3 separate regions of the Homo sapiens genome follow, and regions 2 and 3 are each linked to region 1. Evidence: chromatin loops called from intact Hi-C (ENCODE). Cell type or tissue: heart left ventricle. All regions are shown on one strand.

Region 1 (2,500 bases):
TGTAACTAGAAAGCATATGTGCTAATAAGCAGATGCTAATTGGCTTGAATCCATTAGTCACTCATTTTTATTTTTTTCTTGTGAGACAGGGTCTCACTGTGTCACCTGGGCTGAAGTGCAATCACAGCTCACTGCAGGCTTGATCTCCTGTGCTCCAGTGATTCTCCTGCCTCAGCCTCTCAAAGTGTGAGATTACAAGCATGAGCCTCCACGGCTGGCCCATAGTCACTCAATCTCCTGTTTAATTACTATCGAAATAAATGCAATAATGGATACTTGGATCAAGCACATATTGTCGAATATTAATTATCTAACCCAGGGCCTGGGTACGTGGGTGTTCACACAATTTTTTTTTTCTTGTGAGACAGGGTCTCGCTCTGTCGTCCAGGCTGGAGTGCAGTGGTACAATCATTCCTCAACATCCCCGGGCTCAAGGGATCCTCCCGCCTCAGACTCCTGAGTAGCTGGGACTACAGGCGCGCGCCACGAAGCCCGGTTAATTTTTTAAATTTTTTTGTAGAGACGAGTTCTCACTATGTTGCCCAGACTGGTCTCAAACTCCTGAGCTCAAGCGACCCTCCCTTCCCAGCCTCCCAAAGTGCAGAAAGTACAGGCGTGAGCCACTGTGCCAGGCCCACACAATCGTTTCAAATTTTCTGCATGTTTGAAAATGTTCTTAATAAAATGTGGGGGTAAGATAAATGCAATATTTATCAATTTTGCAGTTCTTACCTCTTTGGCTGAGGGAATTGCTTGCTCCTCAGGGACTCTTTCTTTCTCTTTTCTTCCTTCCTTCCTTCCTCCCTTCCTCTCTCTCTTTCTCCCTTTCTCCCTTTCTTTTGAGACTGAGTTTCGCTCTTGTTGCCCAGGCTGGAGTGCAATGGCACGATCTAGGCTCACCGCAACCTCCGCCTCCCGGGTTCAAGCGATTCTCTTGCCTCAGCCTTCCTGAGTAGCTGGGATTACAGGTGCCCGCCACCACGCCCGGCTAATTTTTTGTATTTTTAGTAGACGGGGTTTCACCATGTTGGCCAGGCTAGTCTTGAACTCCTGACCTCAGGAGATCCGCCCACCTCGGCCTCCCAAAGCGCTAGGATTACAGGCGTGAGCCACTGCGCTCGGCCCTCCTCAGGGAGTTTCAAAACTAACTGTCACAAAGCCACTGGTTTTCTCTGTATTAATAAAAAAAACCTGGCAAGAACGCCCAGGATCCGAAAGTGAGCTTCAGTCTCAAGACAGTCAGCGACCGCCCTCCGGGCCAGCGTCGGGGCACTGAGGGGCCTCTGGAAAGTGAATCACAGGGAGCACCGCGGGGTTTCAGGATTTTGGCTGTCCGCTGCCCAAGCCTTGGCATCACGGGCGTCTTTCCCTCTCACGTTGGGGTCCCTTCAAGGTCGGCGCCAGGTATCCTCCCAGAAAACCTGCACACCGCAACGCCCAGCACCCCCACAGCCTCCCTGCTGCCACTGGGGGGCGCCATCGTCGCGGCTAACGCAACCCGAGGGCGGAAGCGGTGGAGCGCCGCGCCGCGGGGTTTTCTGGGAGATGTAGGCGGTGGAAGCACACTCATGCGCAGCAACGGCGCCGCAGTGGGCGCTCATGCGCAATGGAGGGTCCGGCGTCCGCCTTGGCGGGTGGGAGTGATGACCTGCACTCCCCAAACCACTGCGGGATAGAACGGGGCCGAGTGCTCTCAGGGGTGGCCGCTACCGGGGCGGCCCGAGACACGGCTGCGGGTTCCAGCCAACAGGCCCGGAGTCGCGGCCTCGGCTCCGCCGTGGGTGCACGGGCTAGGGCTGCGGGGACTCCTGTGGGCTCCGCGTCTGCGGCTGGGAGGAATGGGGATCGTCCCCAGATCCCGCCTTCCGGGCAGGGCCTCCGCTGCCTGCGATCCTGCCCACAGTCCAAGGATCCTCCTCGCCTCTCGCGGACTGCGGTGTCAGCCGCCCGAGCCGTTCCCCGGACACCTGGCCAGGTGACGGCCCCCGACCTCCGCCTGGGGCGGGGGGGGGGGTGGTCTGCGAGTCCCCCTCACCCCCAGCAGACGTTCCCGAGCTCAGAAGGAAAAAAAGGACGAGGAAGGGGCTGCTTATGAGTGTGTCGGTGTTGATTTAGTAGTTGTGGAATGTGAGCCCTGGGGAAATAAGTGGAAGAGGCATGGACCGTGTGGCTCCACTGGGGCGTTCGCGAATGCCTCCTGGAGGAGGAGACCAACCAGAAAGAAGAGGCAGCGTCCAGCAACTGGACAAAGGCCAGAGGGCCTTTCTGGCAAGAGGACTGGGGTGAGCAGAAGCTGATCCGGCTCTTTATCCCTGGGCGCAAGTGCTGTGTGGCATAGGTCAGTGAAGGCCTGAAAGGGATGTTGAGCCAGCAGCAAAAGGCCTTGAGTGCCCCATTAAATAAGTTACAGCTGTGGCTGACGCCTGTAATCCCGGCACTTTGGGTGGCCCAAGCGGGCGGATTGCCTGAGCTCAGGGGTTGTAGACCAGCCTGGCCAACA
Region 2 (2,500 bases), 210 kb after region 1:
TCAGCGTTGAGAAGAGATCTTGAATTTAAGATACACCCTACATTTGGGATTCAGAGCACCCTTTGTTCCACCTGTTAATGCTCTAGCTAGCCATCATGCCTTTTCAAAATACCATTCCTTTTGTTGTTCTCTTTCTGAGCTTGATGTCAAATTATTAAAAAGAAGTGAATATAAAGGCATGGAGAAAGTGAGATTAGATTCATGCAAGTGTTGCTTAGTGAATTGGACACAATGTTTGACTACACAGGCACGAGAGGGACCCAGAGACAGGGATCTACTTATGTCCTGCTGCTGCAGGGTGCCTCCGCATCCCACCTTCATCCTCTTTGTCATGAACCTGTGTGGAGTGTTTTTTTTCTTGTCCCTAATCAAACATACAGAGACTGAGAAAACTGACTCCAGTGCTTGAGTGCATGCGTTTGAATTGCAACATAGTCTTTTTTTTTTTTTTTTTTTTTTTTTTTTTTTGAGACAGTGGCTCGCTCTTTCCCCCAGGCTGGAGTGCAGTGGCGCGATCTCGGCTCACTGCAAGCTCTGCCTCCCGGGTTCAAGCTATTTTCCTGCCTCAGCCTCCGGAGTAGCTGGGGACTACAGGCGCCCGCCACCACACCCAGCTAATTTTTCTTTTTTTTTTTTTTTTTGTGGTATTTTTTGTATTTTAGAGACGGGGTTTCGCTGAGTTAGCCAGGATGGTCTCGATCTCCTGACCTCGTGATCCGCCCGCCTCGACCTCCCAAAGTGCTGGAATTACAGGCGTGAGCCACCGCGCCCGGCCGCAACATAGTCATATTTATTTGCTTTCTCAACCAGTGGATATATTTTGTGACTGACTGACTGTATGTAATAATATGTGCATCTGGATATGTGCCTCTGGGAACACATGAAATGACACGTCTCCAAACAAACACTGGCAGACAGCAATCGGTAGAAACCTGGGTACGTCTCCTTTAAGAAAGAACGAAGCCTCGCCTCCGCCCCAACCTGGAGTGTCCATTTCCCAGCGCCCCCTACAGGGGTTTGGCCTTTACTTCCGGAAGGAGGTGGAGGCGACCCTCACTCTCCCGCCGTGCGCCTGTGGGAACATTACCCAGAATGGCCTGCGTTGGGCGACGGCGACCTTCAGCCAATGAGGCCTCCGAAAGGTGGTGTTTCCGTAAGCGCACGCGCGGTCGCGGCGGGACTTCCGTTGTCCTCCTTGTGGCGGTCGTTTTGGCATTTGTCTGGACTGATTACTTGGTAGAAAGCCCCGGAGCGCTGGGTCAGCATCATCCGTGACTGACTGAGAAGGCGCGAGAGGAGTCTTCCCCGCTGCACAGAGGCGTGGCTGAGGCTCGGCGGCGCCCAGGGTACCCAGGCCCGGCCCGGAATAAGGACATCCTCTCTGGCCCCGCTCCGCTCACAGAGTCAGATGGCGGCGGCCGAGCTGACGGCCCCGGCCCAGGTATGTGCCGCGTCCTCTGGGCCTTCCCCGCCCTCCCCACGCTAGTCCTAGCACCCCCGAGGGCGCTTGCTCGCGGCCCTGCTGCCCAGGACAGGACACGGGGGCTCGCCGGAGGGGCTCCCGTTTCCAACACCTGGTGTGCTAGGGAAGGGAGGGCGCGACTGGCAAGGAGCCCCTGATGAGAGGCGCCACTGAGCCCTGGGGCACAGAGGTGACACAGCCATTGCGAGGGCACCCGGCTCCAAGGCCAGGCATGGGGCTACGGGGTGGCTTGAGCCCATCTAATACCGCCATAGATGCTCTTCTCTGAGGCCTGGCTCTTTCTACGTTTCCCTTGGCTGTAAAGGGTTATGAAATCTACGCCAGGAAGGGGAGGGTTTCCCAGTCTCTCACTAGCCCTAACTCCCACCCACAGGTTCTCTGGGTTGTGGAGTGCCATTCCCCCAGCCCTTAGTTCTGAAGACCTTGGGTGAACCCCAAGCCCAGGGTCCTATGTCCATGTTAGCCGGTATATAGAGTTGTTCCAATTTCTGGCAGCCATGTGAACGGGTGTGGAAAGTTTTTCCAGAAAGGTACAAGATGTGCAAATGCTTAGGTGCAGTACGGAGCTGGGTGCATTTATGAAGCCACAAGTCTCCTTGCTTTCTGGTGGGAAGCAAAGAACAGGAGGATAGGCGTCAGGACTGCAGTGGCTGCCTGAGAAGTTGAGTGTGTTTTCAGGAGGTAATAGCAAGTTTGAATCAGAAAAAAGAGGTAATTTACCAAGGTCTTCACAGGCTTCATCTGTGTGCACAGTGGGGCACAAACTGGGGGGTTGAGGGAGGAGGAAGGAAAATCAGGGTAGACTAGTCCAAGTGAGGGTTACTGGCCCAGGATCGTGATTTAGGAGATGTGGTTAGATTCCGGATGTGTGGTTTCAAAAGGGACAACTAAATTACATAATGTAGGTGGTGAGGGAGTGAAACAGAGGGTTCAGAGAAGACTCCAGGGTTTTTGGTATTAGCAGCTGTAGGGAAAGAAGTTTCATCAACTAAGATGAACAAATTGGCAATAGGAGTA
Region 3 (2,500 bases), 130 kb after region 1:
CACTGAGAAACCTGTAAATTTGGGTTTACAGGATTCCTCTGCCCTTGAACGCCTTAAATTTGCAAAGTTTGCTGGCCTGCTGGGGGAGAGGCCTGCCTTCCTACCTGTGAAGCAGGGGGCCCTGTAAATCACAGAACAGGTTGGAAGGGTTTTCCTGGGGCGGTGTGAATGTTGGGGCCACAAAGAAAGCTCACCCCTTCACCCCTTACTCCTTCAGGGTGGGTTGTCATGTATTGGGGAGTTTATTCTGAGGTGTGACACTTCAGGTATGGGCTTGATCGTACGATCAATTTAGTCCAGTCCTATCCTGATAAAAAGGAGAGTTGATTTCTATAGAACCTCTGCAAATAACCGCATAGCTATTCTAGGTGCTTTTAACCCCAAAGTATCAAGCCAGGCTGATTTTTTTCCAAGAATTCACCTTGATTACTTCCCACTTGGATTCTTACATAAAATGCTTCTGAACTAGAAGTTTCTATATGTAGACTTTCTTTTCTTTCCTTTTAATTCAAGCACATTTAAAGGATTAGAGACTCAATTTTTTTTTTCCTTTTTGAATTTTTTTGAGACGAAGTCTGACTCTTGTCGCCCAGGCTGGAGTGCGGTGGTGCGATCTCGGCTCACTGCAACCTCTGCCCCCTGGGTTCAAGCAATTCTCCTGTCTCAGCCTCCCAAGTAGCTGGGACCACAGGTGCCCGCCGCCATGACCGGCTAATTTTTGTATTTTTAGTAGAGATGGGGTTTCACTATGTTGCCCAGTCTGGTCTCAAACTCCTGACCTCAGGTGATCCACCCGCCTCAGCCTCCCAAAGTGCTGGAATTACAGGCGTGAGACACTGCGCCTGGCCTTTTTTAAAACAAAACAAAACAAAACAAAACAAAACTCTCCCTGTGTTGCCCAGGCTGGCCTGCAACTCCTGGGCTTGTGATCCACCTCAGCCTCCCAGTGTTGGGTTTACAGGCATGAGCCACTGCGTGCAGCTGCAACTGCATTTCTTGACTGCAGCTCAAGAAGCTGTTTTCCTGTACCTGTAGGGTTGCCAGATAAAACAGTACCCCCAGTGAAATTTGGTTTTCAGATAAACAATGAATAGTCCTTTTTAGTAGAATTTGGTCCCAAATATTGCACAGGACATACAAGACATACTTATGCTAAAATATTAGATGAATTTATCTGAAATTTAAACTTAATTGGGTATCCTGTTTTTTTATTTTCAAATCTGTTAGCTCTACCTGTTGCGTCAGCCTTATGGGTCTGTGTAAACCAATCAGACCAGAGCACCGTTCCGTTCAGACCCCATAACCTTTGCATAGCCTATTTCCTTACTACCCTCTGGCGGTAGGAGAATGTTTTGCACCCACACGAGGAGCGTGTTAAAGTCTCTGATCCAACAGACCCCAGAGACCGAGCAGTTTCATCCTGTGCCTCAGCCACAGGTCAGAAGCAAACACAGACACAAAACCTCGTTGACCCCGATTTCATAGAACTTTATCTTCCGGGGCACGAAGAGTAGTCTCTTCATTGGCAAATCGACAAGCAGGCAAAAACTGACAAAGATCACAGCGTGGCCAAACAACACAAGTAGGTTCCGAGTCATTGCCACTGCCAGTGAAGAACTGTCCGTCCGCGCTGTGTGAACCGTAACTAGAATCCGAACCCCAGGCCCGGCATGGTGGCTCCAGCCTGTAACCCCAGAGTTGTCCACGCTGTGGAAACCGGAACTAGAGTCCGAATCCCAGGCCCCGCACGGTGGCTCCAGCCTGTAGCCCCAGAGTTGTCGGCGCTGTGCAAACCGGAACTAGAATCGGATCCCCAGGCCTGCTGAGGCAGGAGGATCACGTGAGCCCAGGAATTTTAAGACCAGGCTGGGAAACATAGACCCCATCTCTACAAAATAATTTTTTTTAACTGGGGGTGGTGGGTGGTGCACATCTGTAGTCCCCTGAGGCAGGAAGATCTCTTGAGCCCAGTAGGTGGAGGATGTAGTGAGCTGTGTTCCTGCCACTGCACTCTAGCCTGGGTGACAGTAAAACCCTGTCTCAAAAAAAACAAACAAAAACCCAGCTTGGCAAAGGAGCAGAAACGTAAGTTTGAAGTGGGCAAAACGAGAGGAATGAACATTAAGTTCAATTATTCCTTGGGGCTGGGTGCTGCGGCTTACAACTGTAATCCCAGCACTCTGGGAGGCTGAGGCAGGCCGATCACGTGAGGTCAGGAGTTTGAGACCAGCCTGGCCTCAAGTGATCTGCCCACTTCTGCCTCCCAAGGTGCTGGGATTACAGGTGTGAGCCACCACATCTGGCCTTTTTCTTTCTTCCTTTCCTTTTCTCCTTTTTTTTTTTTTCTGTGCCTGCTTGGCTCGCTCTCTCTCCCCTCCTCCATCCCTCCCTCCCTCCCTCCCTCCTCTCCCTCCCTCCCTCCCTTCTTCCCTTCCTGCCTGCCTTCCCTCCTGTTTCTCTGTCTGACTCTGTCTCTCTGTCTCTGTCTCTGTCTGTCTCT

Evidence for each region. Peaks named below come from ENCODE experiments on the same cell type or tissue, not always from the same donor. Only the 100,000 strongest peaks of a DNase experiment are listed, where the experiment ranks them.
Region 2: it touches region 1 in a loop (2.4-fold over the local background); 15 of 110 quality-filtered maps call a loop at or near these places.
Region 3: it touches region 1 in a loop (15-fold over the local background); 79 of 110 quality-filtered maps call a loop at or near these places.

The regions. Positions count from the first base shown.
Region 1 is chr19:58,154,210-58,156,709 of GRCh38, reverse strand. It overlaps LOC124904784 (a long non-coding RNA gene), which reads right to left and starts at 1,497. Exons shown (of 2, transcript XR_007067360.1): 1 at 733-1,497. It also overlaps a transcript of ZNF329 not described here. In heart left ventricle, a CTCF peak has its summit at 1,470 (motif pointing right); DNase peaks (open chromatin) are centred at 1,579 and 2,209; H3K4me3 peaks cover 1,551 bases; H3K27ac peaks cover 938 bases.
Region 2 is chr19:57,946,383-57,948,882 of GRCh38, reverse strand. ZNF256 (zinc finger protein 256) reads left to right here and starts at 1,177. Exons shown (of 3, transcript NM_005773.3): 1 at 1,177-1,441. The coding sequence starts at 1,409. RefSeq lists enhancers at 939-1,028, 1,099-1,198, 1,689-1,768. In heart left ventricle, a CTCF peak has its summit at 1,020 (motif pointing left); DNase peaks (open chromatin) are centred at 1,092 and 1,592; H3K4me3 peaks cover 2,214 bases; H3K27ac peaks cover 884 bases.
Region 3 is chr19:58,020,918-58,023,417 of GRCh38, reverse strand. It overlaps the pseudogene VN2R19P. Among named protein-coding and RNA genes, the nearest start is that of ZSCAN1, 12 kb to the left of the region's middle. In heart left ventricle, a CTCF peak has its summit at 1,343 (motif pointing left); no DNase peak of the experiment used is centred here.